Linked DNA regions of Homo sapiens: all the other regions are linked to region 1. A link is a contact called in ENCODE Hi-C or POLR2A ChIA-PET data. All regions are on one chromosome and are shown on one strand. Each heading gives the region's core, a stretch centred on a gene start or an enhancer-like site at or near the end of the contact. The rest is flanking DNA. Distances are from core to core; before and after follow the strand shown.

Region 1 (2,721 bases), core at 73-2,572:
TCCTGTTTAAATTTCTAAATAAAATATTACCCAGGTTATTTAATACTCGATTTGAGTTTATTGGGGTCTCTCCTAGAAGGGCCTTCCAATTCCAATTGGAATCCTTTTTCTTAACCATATAATAAGTAGAAAACCATAAGTTCAGTTAAGCACCTACTCATCCCACCCAGGAAAAGTTTCAACTTCGTAGCGAGGGCACAATAACCTCAACTTTTAGCCAACTGCAACCTAAGCTCCTCACCACCCTGCCTCTCTGGGGCTCACTGCAGAGAACATATAGAATGCAGCACAAAGGAGAACGCGTTTCTTCCCCCCGTGAGCAGGAGGTCGCCTCGGGTGGTCGCAGAGGTGCTAGAGGTTCAGGGCTTCTGCAGGTGCCAGTTAGGGGAAGGAGCACAGCCTAGGGGGGAGAAAGTGGTCCCCCCGCCTCCGACGCCTTCGCCTGGCCAGGTGGACCTGCGAGACGGAAAGCTTCCCCAGCGCCTCTGCGTCACCCCGGGCCCACCGCGCAAGGCCCAGGCCGCGTGACGCAAGAGCCCGTCCAAACCCGCCGGACGTCTGGCATCCCAGGAGCTCCATGTTGGAGCCAGGGTGTCAAAGGCGGCCAGTGACGGCACGGGCTCAACTCCCCGTTCTTCCCCACCCGTGGTCGGGGAGAGATCGGGCGAGATCGCCGCCGAGAAAGGAACTCTGACAATGGTTCCTTTCCCGCCCAGCTCCCGGTCAGCCCCTGTCCCGACACACTCTCAGGCCCAAGGACCCGTTCCTCCCTGCCCCCACGGCCGGTGCCCAAGAGTCCGGTTCGCACGCCAGATCTAAATCGCGCGAGGAGCAGCGCCCAGGGCACGCTGGGAATTGTAGTTCAGTAGCCAAACCACGCACCCTGGAAATGCAAATGTGTACATCAGAGAAAGAACTACAACTCCCACCGTGCCGAAGCATGGAAGACTCGCCAGCCTGGCCGGCAACTGGGATGCCGGCGGCGGGGATACCCCTTACCTGCTGTCGCCGCCGTCGCTGCGGCTGCTCCTGACCCGCCGCCGCCAGCACTGCTACCGCGGTGGGGAGTGTTCCGCTTCTTGTTCTTCGGCATCGTGGGACGCCCGGTGCCGCCCAGAGTCGGAGCTTAGCGAGGATCAGCCGATGGAGCTGCACTTTTTACTCGTGCGTCTGTGCGGCGGGCGGCTGAGAGGCGAGTCTTCGGCTAACAACAGAGTCGAGAAGCGGCGGGGGTAAGAGTGGGCGGTGGCGGCAGCAGAAATCCCCGTGAAGAGCTGTGATCGAAAACGATACATGTTTCTCTCTAGCGCGGGAGCTAAGGCGGGGCAGGGGAGGCCACGACGCCTTAAGTAGCAATACCGCCACCTGACGTCACTCTGTGGGCGGGGCTTGAGCGCTTCCCAACCAATCCCTGCACACCTCCCCACTGGACGCCTCCGTCGGGCGGGGCGCGGATCCTACCTACAAATCCCATGCGGCCAGTCTTCCGTCCGCGCCCAGGGAGCCTGTCTTCGTGGCCTCACTGAATTCTGGGAAACGTAGTAAGGCTGGGGCCGGGGCCTCCTCCCAGCCGTCTCTTCCCAACGGGCTTTTCTGCCCACTTGCTTTTCTCCTGGTGACCCCACCCCTGCCTCGGCGCGCCCCCGCCTTGGAACTGGGTGAGGTAGGCACCGGCGATGCACAGTGGGGCGAGTATGCCCTATGACGAGAGTCGGCTTCCAGCTGGCAGCTATGCAATCACCTTTGCTTCTCTTTCTCCGGAGGCTGGTGTTCTCCTTAACCTTTCCCCTACTTCCCTGCGGCACCTGCCAGGCACGCAGCCTTACCTCTCCTGGGTAACATTTCCATGGTTTTAGTTTTAACTAGTTCCATGAACTACTTAAGCCATCATCAGTACTGTACCTGTAATTGGACCGTGGTTCAGGGTTATGTGCCCCCCATCCCCCCCCCCCCCCAAAAAAAGGGATGCTTTCGTCTACTTAGTTGTGGAGTTCGTGTATATCTCAGATTCTAGACTAGGAATATATGACGATTCAGCGTTGTGGGTTTCTATACAAGAATGTGTCCCTTGACAATACTACCTGCCAGTTCTGAGAATTTCACAGCTGGTAAAACAAACACAAGTTATACAGATCAATAATCGCAGTGCTGCCTTTTTTCTCAAGGCACTCCTAGATCTCTGTCTTCCTTGTTAGGACATTTGTCTAGTATTTAGAGCCTGTTATTAGGTTCATATACTATGCTTATGACAGATCAAAGTCCCTGACTCACCTCAATGTAGGTGAGTCATCCGCCACTCCACCTCTCAGCTGAGCTCTATTCTATTTTCAATTGCCTGTAGCAAATTTCCACCAGAATGTTCCACTTGTGCCTCAACCCAACATCTCTGAAACGAATACTATATTTCCTTCTTCCTGTCTTCCCTTTGTTCACTGTACTATTTATTATCCTCCCATATGTTAAATTCCAAAACTCAAATTCATAGTCTTTTTTCCCTTTGATGCACCACCCCCTCCCCACCCGCAAAGCAATTAGTTTTAAAATAGCACTCTTAAATTCCTGTCCTATTCTGTGATCACATGTGACCTCAGTTCATGCCTGGGCATTTTAAGCGATCTCCCAGTCTTTTCATCCATGTTTCATGCACAGTAATGCTGCCAGATTTATTTGTGTGTTCCCTATTTTACTAATCCACCTGCTTTAATAGTTGCTCAAAAACAT
Region 2 (2,721 bases), core at 68-2,567, 4.6 Mb after region 1:
ATCTATACATGATAATCTTTTTACCTGTAATTTTTGTTTCCTAACTCTAAGCTAGCGTGTATATACAGTCCGTATTTACTTAGAACAATCTATGAAGATGTTCCTGAGACATCAACTAGGAATAGCAAATTAGACAAGGTAACTTAGGAAAATGCACCAAGTAATGTACTTACGTTCTGGTGCTACTACAGTTTGACAAATTGCATCATAATCTCCCTAATCTCTATATGTGGACGGCTACCATTTCCTAAGGGCAATGAGGCAGAAAGCAAGCAAGCAAATAACCCCTGCTCACAGCAGGAAAATGGGCGGCAGTGACAAAACCTACACTGATGTTTCCTATTCCAAGGCAACTCTTAACATTTGAGGTCAGGACAGCAAACCCAAAAAGCAGCAGATTGACAATCCTGAGTTTCAGTCCCACCTCCGCCGCTCCCTAAAAGCATGACTTGCAGAATGTTACATTAACTTTTGAGAACTCAGGTTCCTCATCTCTGAAACAAAAGGGTTTGATCGCTATATTATTTTTAAGGTCTCCACTAACATAGTACCCAGCCACGGTGCCACATACACACAATTTGGCTGTATCTGGTAAGCAGATTAAAAAGGAGAGTTGTTCTGATAACCTGCTGCAATTAAAGATTTAAGCCTCCAGGAAGTCGTGAGAGATGGCAATGAACACCAGTTGAAAGCTGCCAACACTGACAAGACCTTAGGGGAATTCCGAGGGCTATCTGTTGGAGCTGACTGGATCTAAACCATTCAAGAAGTGACCCCAGGGTTACCTGCCCACTGCATAAACTTAGGCCACTCAGGGATCAGAATTAGGATGAGAAAAAGGCAAATGGTATAAAAAGCCAGACTATACGGGACATGGGTGGCTTACACTTCCTCCAAGGTAGAGGCCTATGTGTGACCGGGATGGCCCTCGGCCCAGGCTTGGGGGTGTGGCATGTGTGACCGCCGGCCGTCACACAACCCGAAAGGACTCGCCACAGCCTGGGCCCAGCCCCGTCCCTCGCCTGCTGCAGGATGAGCGGCCACCTCGGAGCCCAGGGCCGGGCTGAGCCAGTGCAGAGGCGGGGCCAGGGGTGGTGCGGCCCAGGCGCCCGCCTCCGCCAGCCCAACACGGTTAAGCCGCGTACCGGACCCACTGAGCGGGACCTTCCGTGCCTCTGGCTCAACACGACCTCACCTACTCGGCCCTCACCTTGGCCAAGGAGCAGTACACACGACTCCAGCTCTGCATTTTTCCGCTGTATTTTCCTTTCCGCCAATACTTTCACCTCCGCTGGGCGCCTCCGCCGCTCCGCCAAGGTCTCCCCTCCCTGCGCATGCACAGGCGCAGCCTACGTCATCACCCGGGAGCAGCGCGATTGGCCCGCGCGGTTCTACCGCACGAGGCGTTCCTGTCAGGCTCGGCGTCGTACGCTGTCGTAAGGAGCGCAGGGCTTTGTCGCAGCGGGGGTGGTGGTGGGAATGCTTTAGGGGCTGGTGCCAAAATGTCGAGCTACAATGTATTCTTATACTTAGAAGATGAAATAAACAAATAAAACTAGCGTTTGCTTAATGCACATTATCGACAGTAAAGCGTGACAAGTTCAACAAGCTCTTGGTTGTGCTAGGCATTCCTCGGCACTTCCTACAGACATCTCATTTCATCCTTGCAACAACCATATGGAGTATTATTAGTATTTCCATTTCTTGGATGAGACCCAGAGAGGTTAAACAGTGCCCCCAAGGTCTCACAAAGGAGAGATAACTGCGGCCCTGAGGCCAAAACCTTTGGTATTATCTACTGCTTTATACTCGCTCCTCTCAAATGCCATATAAGGGATGGGGCTACAGATTTTGGCATCACCAGCATTCTGCTCTAATTAGCTAACTGACAATACGTAGAGAACACACTTTCTTCTATTTCTTTAGTTGAGAAACACATCTCCCTGGTAAAAAGAGAGTGGGATGGTGGATGAGATTTTAGGTTTTGAGAGAGAATCTGTTGAAAAGGGTTGAAAAACATTGTCTTCAAGATTGAGCACGAAAGTCTAAGGTCTCATTCTTGCCTTGCAATAAGTCTATATAGTGTGAATAAACTTAATTCTACATTTATTGGAAGTCTACCACCCAGGCCTTGTGCTGGGCTAAACACTGGTTAGAAATTACTGCCTATGTTCAGATTTAGATATGAATAATTAAATTTAGTGTTTGTTATAGAGACGGTATTGCTGGCAGCTCTGTCCTGTGACAGGGTCCCAGGCTCCTTTTATCTCGTGACTCTGCCATCATCAGAGCTTGCCTTGCATCTTTCATTCAAGATGGCTGCTCCAGTTTCTACAATCATATCCCCTCATTCCATCTGATTACAAAGCCACACCTAGCTGCAAGGGGATCTGTGAAACATAGTCCTGTCAGCTGAGTGCCTAACTGAAATTGTATTAATAAGCAAGATGAGATGAAGCGAAATTGGGGGACATTGAGCAGCCTCCACCACACAGATGGGGAGAATTGTCTCCTCTCCAGCTTCATGGCAGTCTTTGACATCTGGTCTAGGAGTTACTGCTCCATATGCACAAAATCTCACAATTCTTTCCTGAACTTTCTTGGGCTTTGTTCCCTACTCCTTTGTCCAAAATTACAATATCATATTTTTATTTTTAAAAAATGAAACACTTCCATCCTTTCCAGCTGTCATTCACAAAGCCTAGGGGCTCAACCCAGTAT
Region 3 (2,721 bases), core at 144-2,643, 4.4 Mb before region 1:
TCACCGAAGAACACAAGAGAAAAAAAGATTTCCGAAAATAAAGATGAGGCTGACTTCTGACCATTCACATTGGGAATGGGACAGAACCTTCTATTTCGGTGCAAGAACACAGCATATAAAAACATCTAGAGCAGAGGGTCCTAAATGAAAATATCCTCAGACTTACATGAAGATTTCTTAAACACCACAACATACCTAAATGTACCTGTATTTTCCTGCACTGGCTTTGAAATTTAAAAATGAAGCACTCTTTAACGAAGAGTGGACATTTCCAACCCTGCAACTAACTCATTCCTATGTTCTGTCAGTTACTTCTAAGGGTCCTTTCCGAGAAACAGTCAAAATTAGCAGGGTTCTCCCCTACCCCACCACCCTCGGGAATGGGACGTTCCCAAAAGCCAAACGAAAGGGGCGAATTAAGAGAGCAGCAGTTCAATGAATTATTCCATTACTCGTTTTAAATATCTGAGAACTTAAGTCGTTCATCTGGTTCCATTGCTGTCACAGCATCTAATATACAGTAAAAGGAGTTGCACATTTTCCCCTCTTCGGAAGAAGTCCTAGCAGGAAAGTGAGGTGCCACCAAATCGACCCCCGGGGGGGGGCTGCTGCCAACGTGGGCAGAAAACAACTATGGGGAGGGGGTCGTCTTTTTGTGAGCAACTCCGCTGCCTCCTGGGGAACATGGGAGCTGCAAGCTTACTGCTAGAGCCACGAAAGGAAAGAGAGAAGGAGGGAGAGATGCCTCCATGGGGAAAGGGAAAAAAAAGGATAAACCGTAGAGGATCAGAAAAGGAAGCATTTTGCTTTGAGGAGGGGGAAGTAGAAGGGAGAAGTGAAGGTCTGCTTCCTAAGCGATTTTTCCCTTCCCCTCACCCGCCGCTACACTCACAGGCCAGGCCGCCGCGCTGGGCACTGCCCTTGGGCCGCTCCCACGCACGGACGCAAACCCCTTTGCGTCCCTGGTCCCCGGTCCCCGGCCCCGGCGGAGGCCCCGCGGCCCGACAGCAGGAGAGGGTCCTGGGCAGCCGCCGCCCTCCCCCGCGCCCGCGCCCCCGCCCGCCGTCGCCCGGCTCCCGCTTCCTATTTTCGGAGTACACACCCTACAAGGAGCGGAGCGAGCAGGCCTGGCAGAGACCTGCCCCCGCGCGGGGCCTCGGGTGACGGACAGGGGCAGGCACTGGGCGCAGTAAGGATGGGGGAGGAAGGGCAGCCGAGGGCAAGGCCAGCTGCGGGCCAATGCCCTTCCCCCGCGACCAGACTCCGGGCCCACCCGCCCGGGCTGAGCCGGCTCCTGACAGCCCGCGCCGTCGCCCCCGCGACTCTTACCTTCTCTTCATCAGACAACTGCTCCTCCAGATCCGCCATCTTCCTTCTGGCGACAAACCGCGGCGGCGGCGGCGGCAGCGGCCACCTGACTTCCCCGTTTCCGTGCGGTCCTCAGCGCCGCGCGCCCCCGCTAAGGGAGGGGCCCGCCGCTCAGGCCGCCGCGCACGCGCACCCCGGGAGCCCCGCCTCCCTCGACCCGGCCCTCGCGGACTGAGCGCGGCTGTGCGCGTGCGCGGGCGCCTGGTGGCCGGGCGGGGGACCGTGTCTCGCTGGGCCGCCTGCTGCAGGCTTGCTAGCATCTTGAGTGCAGCGTGCTCTCCCCACTGTGACCATATGGGCTCAGTCTGCGATGAGTACATTCTGAGCCCTTCGTTATGTTTCCATCAAGTCCTGAACTCTGCCAGCTAAAATGTGAAAAGGTGTACAAATAGAAGCCTTTTAAACATTGTTTTTTCAAATATTAGAGAAGATAGTTGGCTTTCATTAAAATACACATCACGACCCTCTCCATAATTGAAAGATTGCTCTTGATATACTCCTTTATTCATCCAACAAATATTTTTTGGTTCTTTAACGGGGTGCGGGGCACTGTGTTAGTCTCTGGGGATACAGTGTTGAGGGGGAAAAAAGCAAGCTAGACATACATGTTCATAGCAGCACAATTCGCAATTGCAAAGAGATGGAACCAACCTAAGTGTCCATCAACCAATGAGTGGATAGAGCAAATGTGGGTATATACACCATGGAATACTACTCAGCCATAAAAAGGAACGAAATAATGCCTTTTGCAGCAACTTGGAAGGAGCTGGAGGCCATTATTCTAAGTGAAGTAACTCAGGAATGGGAAACCAAATATTTTATGTTCTCACTTATAAGTGGGAGCTAAGCTATGTGGGTTCAAAGGCATAAGAATGATAAAATGGACTTTGGGGACTGGGGAGGGGATAAATTACTACGTATTGGGTACAGGGTACACTGCTCAGGTGATGGGTGCACTAAAATCTCAGAAGTTACCGCTAAAGGACTTATCCATGTTACCAAAAATCCACCTGTATTCCAAAACTGTTGAAATAAAAAGAGAAACTTCCATACTCAAGAAGCTCATTTTCTACTCATTAAACAAACATATATTGAACAGTTGGGGCCGGGCGCGGTAGCTCAGGCCTGTAATCCCAGCAATTTGGGAGGCCTCCGTGGGCAGATCATCTGAGGTCAGGAGTTCGTGACCAGATTGGCCAACATGAAGAAACCCCGTCTCTACTAAAAATACAAAAATTATCCGGGGCGTGGTGGCGCATACCTGTAATACCAGCTACTCGGGAGGCTGAGGCAGGAGAGTTGCAGAAGTCATTGCAACCCGAGAGGCGGAGGTTGTCCCTGTCCCTGCAACCC
Region 4 (2,721 bases), core at 61-2,560, 4.0 Mb after region 1:
GTGCAATGACCCAGCAGCCAGATATCATGCTGGTTCAGGAACCGAGGGAGGCTCTGTGAGGCCAGAGCACATTTGGCTGGAGAAGGAGGAGAGGATGGCAGTAGAAGGAGAAGGAAAAGAAGGCTGCTCACTTGCATGCAGATGCTGTGAGCTGACGGGGCAAGTTCAAATTGAAGTTAGAACAGACCACTGGGGTAGTCAAGACCTTGAAGGATGAACCTGTTTCTTTTTCATTCCTGAATCTTGCCCCAGCACCTTGGAGGCTGGGGGTGGAGGAGGTGGTGAGGTGGGGTGGGGTGGTGAGGAGCTCAGAAAATGTTTTCCTGAATTAGAGAACTGAAGGAATCAAGGCTCCGCTGAGCTCACTAAGCGCTGGAGCCTGCTGTAAGTGGTCAAGTCGGGTGATACCCAGCAGACAAGTAATTTGTGTGCAGACCGGAGTAGATTACGGAGGACCCAAGGGTCAGGCTAAGGATCCTGAACACCATCCACGATAGAGTGGAGACGTGCGCTTCGGAGCCTGAACTATGCAGCAAGCAGTGTGTTTACTCAAATACTATACAGTTGGAAAATCTTAATTCTCGATTTACATTGCCAAAAAAAAAAAAAAAAAATCTCCATAATACTCCCCCATTTGTAAATAAGCAAATCCGAACTAACCCTATTCCTTGGGACCAGAAGACCCAGTTTCTACCGCGGATAGATAGCATCCGCCTTATGCTAAAAGCTCTTTTTTCTGCGGTGGTGGGGGGCGGCGGGGAGTGTTTGGAAAGAACGGTTGCAAAAACAAAACAAAACCCCCAAAACCACTCACCCAATCTCAACCACCCCAACTGATGAATTTCGAAGAAAGTGCTTTTTAAAAAAGAAAAAACTAGAAGACCACAGACCTCCCACAGAAAGCTAAACCCATGAGAGTGGCATTCAAAAACTACCCATTTTCTGGAACATCTTTTGTAGCTAAATCCCAGCCATCCTAGCCCCGGAACACTCCCGCCCTCCGTCCCCGCACCCCCACCCCCGCCGCCACACGCGCTCGCAGGCTGACGGAGGTTGGCGGTGGGGCGGCCGCTCAGGTGAGGGGCCACCCAGTCCCTCGAGGCGCCGGCGGCTGGAGCCCATTCGCTGCCGTCGCAGCAGCAGGGCAAGAGGGGGTTGGCCAGGAGGGGAGGAGGCGGAGGACGCCCGCAGGGAGTGCGGGGGAGGGGGACGGGAGGACGCTAAGGAGAGCCGGGAGGGGCAAAAGCACGGCGCGGGGAGGGGGAGCGGAGAGGGCGGGAGCGGCGGGGGCGCGCGCCGGCGCGGGGCCAGCCTCGCTTCGCCAGGGTCGCTGGCGGACGCGCGCCGCAGTCCGAGCCTCAGACGCGCGGGCGCGGGGGACGGCGCAGGGGCCGCCTGGCTGGAGCAGCCAGAGGGGATAGCTTCGTCGAGAACGGAGGACACCGGCGGTCCAGGGTCCTGGGCAGTCGCGCCAGAGCTGAGCGGAGGGCGCGGCGCGAGAACGTAAGTAGCTCCTTGCGCGTCTGGCGGTGACACTGGGTCCTGCTCGGGGGTGACGGCTGGAGCGGAGGAGGACGCGCGAGGCTGCTGCGTTGTCACTTGGACACCGCCGCGGGGTTCAGCCGAGCGCTCACCGGGCTGGCAGCGCTGCAGGAGGGGCAAAGCAGATCTCCAACTCCCTTCTCCCCTGCAGGCCCCCGACACTCCCGCGGGCGCCGAGAGGGAGCAGGGGGACCTGCGCTTGGGTGAAGGCACAGCTGAAATCCAGCAGCGCCGGCACCCACCACCCCCTCCAGCCTGTGGCCAACTTCTGCTCCGCGCCCGCACCCCACGCTTTCCGGGAAGCCCTGCCCAGAGCTCTTGCTCGTGGGCAGTTGGGCATGGAGAGCCTGCGGGCCCGGCACGGCGGCTTCCCGGGCTTGGACACGGAGGCGCGGGGCGTCACGCCACAGTGCCGGCGGGGCGAGGAGCGCGGGGGCCGGGCCGGGAGCGCACGGGCGTGTGCCTGTTCGGGCCCCTGCGGACACGTCTGGGCGTGGGCTTTGTTCGGAAGTGCGTACACCTGTGCTGACCACGGAGTTCGGGGGCGAGGCCGACTTCGCTTCTCCAGTCGCTGCCTGGAGAGGGCTCGGGGAATCGAGGCGGAACGAGAGAGACACGGAGGACAGAGGGGTGGGGCGCTTGCGGGGGCTTTGTCGGCCTTACAGGTGCGGGTCCCGGGAGTCCCTGCGCCCCGCCCTGCCTCCGAGGGCTGGGACTTGTCGGGGCCGGCGCACCGGGCTGGGGGCTGCCTGGAAAGATTGCTTTCCCAGCCCAGGCTCTTAGCGGTGGGATCTGGCATCCGCTCCGCCCGGGATGCTGTGTTGAGCCAGGAGTGATTACCCGCCCTGGAGCATCCATCTCGCAGCGAGCGCCATCTGCGCCGAGCGCCGCCCCCGGCCCCCTCCACGCCGCGCGGGTGGGCGCTGCCGCATCCTGGTCCCAGGCGGTTGGCCAGCTCAGCTACTCCCGGCCCGCATCTGCTAGAGTGCGGAGGGGGACGGGGTGTCGCAGTAGGGTGAGCAAGGGAGTCGTCATTTCTCCCAAAGCGGTGTCCTCAGGGCCGCAAGCGCTGCTGGAGGGCTCCCCGGGCCCCGGGGCTGGCGAACAGGCCGCTTCCTTCCCCGGATCGCCTCCCCTCCCGCCCGCGCCCGCGGCCACATCTTCGTCCCCCGTACGCTG
Region 5 (2,721 bases), core at 71-2,570, 3.8 Mb before region 1:
TCCTAACCGAAAACTCTGCAGTCCTAACACAATATTTTGTATCCATTTTCAAAAATCCAGTTCTGGGCATAAAATAGAATTAATGCTCAAGTCAAAAACTTTGTGTTTAGAAGATAAAATATTAGGAACCATGAGTATGAGAAAAACAAAAACTGTTTTCTGTATTTTTCCCTTCCTCTCTCTGCAAAACTTCTCTATTTGATAAGGGACAGCTAGCTTAAATTTACCACAAAGTAAAACATGAGCAAATCCCCTGGAACGAGGAGAACTTTCGCACAGGGCAATTCACTCGAATGTGACATCAGCATTCCTTCTGAGTCATAGTCTGGTCCCCACCCTTTTCTCCCAGGCGACACCAGGCTCCGCATAACCCGGGAGTGGCTCAGGTAGGGCCGTCGGTTCCAGTGCCTGCGAGGCAGCAGCCAAGCTGAAAATGTCTCCCTGCGCTGAGACGCTGGTGACAACCGCCCTTTGGGACTACCTGCCAAACAAGGAGAATGCGCTCTTTGACAGATAATTCCCTAAGAGGGAGGCACTGCCTCGGTCGGTAGACAAGTAATGAATGACCGAAAAAAAAATCACATTAGAAGTTATCACCAGCACGGGTGCGAAGGCAGTGCATTAAATCAACACTCATTTTAGAGCGCCCCAGACAGCCCAGCCGGAAGGGAGGAGATCAGAGCTGTCAAAGCACAGCAGAGCCCCAAACCACAAAGGCTTAATGAAATTCAACTTCCTGAGCCAGGAAGTGTCACGGTCTCGCCCGCACTCGCCCTAAGCTCGTCCTTTCCTTTTGAGGAGGCACAGGCAGAGCTGAAACATCTTAAGTAAAGTTTCCAACACCTACAACCACTGGGATTCCGTGAGACTGGAGAGAAGAGTCCCGCGCCCGCCCTCGCTCGCGCTTCCAATTCTGTCGCTCCCGAGTGTGGGGAGCTGGCGGGGCCGCCGAGCACCTCCTCTACCCAGGGGGCCAGGTCCCTGGGCCCGGGGCACCGCAGACCCAGAGCCGGGCTCACACCGGGGGGCCCGCGAGCCCCACCCACCTCGGCACCTCCGGCCGCCGCGCGCCGCGCGACCCGCGCAGGTGAAGCAGCCGCCGCCCGCCACGAGCGCCCCCCTACCTTCTTCACTTTGTTTTCCAGGTCCATGTTAACGCGTCCTATGGGTCCCCTCCTCCTCCTATCCGGGATCCCACGGCCGGGTTCAGCTGGCCTCCGGCTCCGCTGCGAACACGGGAAACCTGCGGAACTCCCGCGGCGCCGCTCAACAGCCACTCGCCCGGCGCCGTCGAACTTCCGCCGCCCAGTCCGCCGCAGCGGGCCTGCGGCCCGGACCCGGGAACAAAGGGGGCCGGGCAGCCAATGGCAGCCGGGCAGCTCCGGGCCGCCGCCAATCACCGAGCGCCGCACGCACCTTCGCGGCCCGAGCGCGGCGCTGGCAAGGTGAGAGGCGGGGCGGCGTCCGAGGCGGCGCCCTGCTGGGCAAGCTCAGTGACCCTGACCTGGTCTCCGAAGGGATTCTCTGGGCGTCCACGGGCCGGCTTCTAAAGAGCTGGGATCCCCAGCCTCCCTCTAGCTGAAGATGGAGAAGAACTTTTTCCATTTGGCAATTTGTACCTGTGTTTGCCCAGGACTTTTTATTTGGGTCAAGGGGAATAGTTATCCCAATACTAACTTCTCAGTTTATTTTCAGGGTAAAGAGAGAAAAAAAAGAGAGAGAGAGAGATTGTAGGGATCGTTAGGGATTCCTGTGATGGACCTTGGGCACTAAATTCAATATTGCGTTGTGGAGATGCCCTTTCCTCAATTGCTTTTTTCCACAATCCCAAATACTGTCAAGAAACCGTATCTTACATCCCTAAAGTCAGCGAAGATTCTTAGATTGTTTTCTGAGCATTGGGTTGTTCAAAAGTAAAGATGATGTGAATCACTTCAGAAACAGGTTGTGTCATTCCTTTGGAAGCAGAGGGTTGCCCTTTGTCTCTGTGTGAGATGGTGCTAGGCCTATCGCGTGCTCAGGCTTTGATGAAGCAGAGTCATCACATTGGTGCACCAAAGCTGAATTCATTTCATGCCCTAATTCAGGAGCAATTGCATCTAATACCATCAGATTGGTCGGTCTGGAAGGGAGCCTAACGATTACTTAGTCTAGCTTCCTCACTTTGCAGGGAACTGAGGACTCCAGAGGTGCAGGGACCTGCCTAATGTCTTAGCCTGTTGGGGACAGAGGCATTGCTCATGAATCTAAACAACTTCTCAAAGATGTTTGGGGCTGGAAGCACAGCATGTTGACTAAGGAAAAAGAGCAGTCAATTTTCTTCAATTTGTGGTTATGGCAAAAAATAACATTGCCCAGACAGCAGGTGACCTAATTTGGCACCTACTTTTAAAAATAACAAAACAATATAAAACAAACAAACAAAAATTCCCTAATAATGCAGATATTCAGGTCCAGATGTATGTCTGCCTTGCCTCGAGAAATTTGGTAGCTAAAAATATCCAAAATTCATTTTAGCCAATACTTGCAACTCTGCTTACTTGATTATTTGTTAACACAGAGCATTGATTTATAATGTGCATGTTTCCTTTATCCTATTAAGAATTAAAACTGAAATTACCAAAATGAGTTATGCATTTTTCTTTTCAGCTGATGTAAAACTTTTCTGTGTCATTTTCCCAAACCACCTTGAAAGGTGTGGGCCCCTGCAAAGTCTGCCCG

Evidence for each region. A loop is a pair of places that touch in the nucleus more often than their neighbours do. ChIA-PET counts read pairs that join two places held with the same protein, here RNA polymerase II (POLR2A). Pooled maps may share reads with other maps.
Region 2: a map of CD8-positive, alpha-beta T cell shows a loop between it and region 1 (27-fold over the local background). The contact joins the promoter of DLD here to the promoter of IFRD1 in region 1. A Hi-C loop is called at or near these places in 5 of 168 maps with a recorded cell type or tissue (B cell, CD8-positive, alpha-beta T cell and naive thymus-derived CD4-positive, alpha-beta T cell), 2 of 37 single-sample maps with no recorded cell type and 13 of 50 pooled maps.
Region 3: a map of OCI-LY7 shows a loop between it and region 1 (6-fold over the local background). The contact joins the promoter of CAPZA2 here to the promoter of IFRD1 in region 1. A Hi-C loop is called at or near these places in 3 of 168 maps with a recorded cell type or tissue (CD4-positive, alpha-beta memory T cell, OCI-LY7 and naive thymus-derived CD4-positive, alpha-beta T cell), 1 of 37 single-sample maps with no recorded cell type and 16 of 50 pooled maps. POLR2A ChIA-PET finds 5 or more read pairs at or near these places in 1 of 52 experiments (K562).
Region 4: a pooled map shows a loop between it and region 1 (5-fold over the local background). The contact joins the promoter of NRCAM here to the promoter of IFRD1 in region 1. A Hi-C loop is called at or near these places in 1 of 168 maps with a recorded cell type or tissue (naive thymus-derived CD4-positive, alpha-beta T cell) and 3 of 50 pooled maps. POLR2A ChIA-PET finds 5 or more read pairs at or near these places in 1 of 52 experiments (PC-9).
Region 5: a loop to region 1 is called in a map of B cell, with 17 times the contacts of the local background. The contact joins the promoter of TES here to the promoter of IFRD1 in region 1. A Hi-C loop is called at or near these places in 5 of 168 maps with a recorded cell type or tissue (B cell, CD8-positive, alpha-beta T cell, K562 and 1 more), 1 of 37 single-sample maps with no recorded cell type and 10 of 50 pooled maps. POLR2A ChIA-PET finds 5 or more read pairs at or near these places in 2 of 52 experiments (CD4-positive, alpha-beta T cell and T-cell).

Annotation. Positions count from the first base shown.
Region 1 is chr7:112,449,061-112,451,781 of GRCh38, reverse strand. IFRD1 (interferon related developmental regulator 1) reads right to left here and starts at 1,322. Exons shown (of 12, transcript NM_001550.4): 1 at 1,000-1,322. The coding sequence starts at 1,093. It overlaps LOC128031837, which reads right to left and starts at 1,295. Exons shown (of 1, transcript NM_001414739.1): 1 at 1,137-1,295. The coding sequence starts at 1,295. The coding sequence ends at 1,137. RefSeq lists enhancers at 478-597, 718-767, 1,008-1,297, 597-1,414, 1,415-2,232.
Region 2 is chr7:107,889,779-107,892,499 of GRCh38, reverse strand. It overlaps DLD (dihydrolipoamide dehydrogenase), which reads right to left and starts at 1,317. Exons shown (of 14, transcript NM_000108.5): 1 at 1,211-1,317. The coding sequence starts at 1,249. RefSeq lists a silencer at 977-1,086 and enhancers at 1,147-1,386, 897-1,579, 1,537-1,616.
Region 3 is chr7:116,861,259-116,863,979 of GRCh38, reverse strand. It overlaps CAPZA2 (capping actin protein of muscle Z-line subunit alpha 2), which reads right to left and starts at 1,393. Exons shown (of 10, transcript NM_006136.3): 1 at 1,330-1,393. The coding sequence starts at 1,368. RefSeq lists a silencer at 906-1,645 and enhancers at 1,012-1,774, 1,726-1,775.
Region 4 is chr7:108,455,025-108,457,745 of GRCh38, reverse strand. NRCAM (neuronal cell adhesion molecule) reads left to right here and starts at 1,310. Exons shown (of 33, transcript NM_001037132.4): 1 at 1,310-1,503.
Region 5 is chr7:116,209,138-116,211,858 of GRCh38, reverse strand. It overlaps TES (testin LIM domain protein), which reads right to left and starts at 1,320. Exons shown (of 7, transcript NM_015641.4): 1 at 1,125-1,320. The coding sequence starts at 1,151. RefSeq lists an enhancer at 392-631 and silencers at 992-1,081, 1,222-1,421, 1,176-1,438, 1,472-1,601.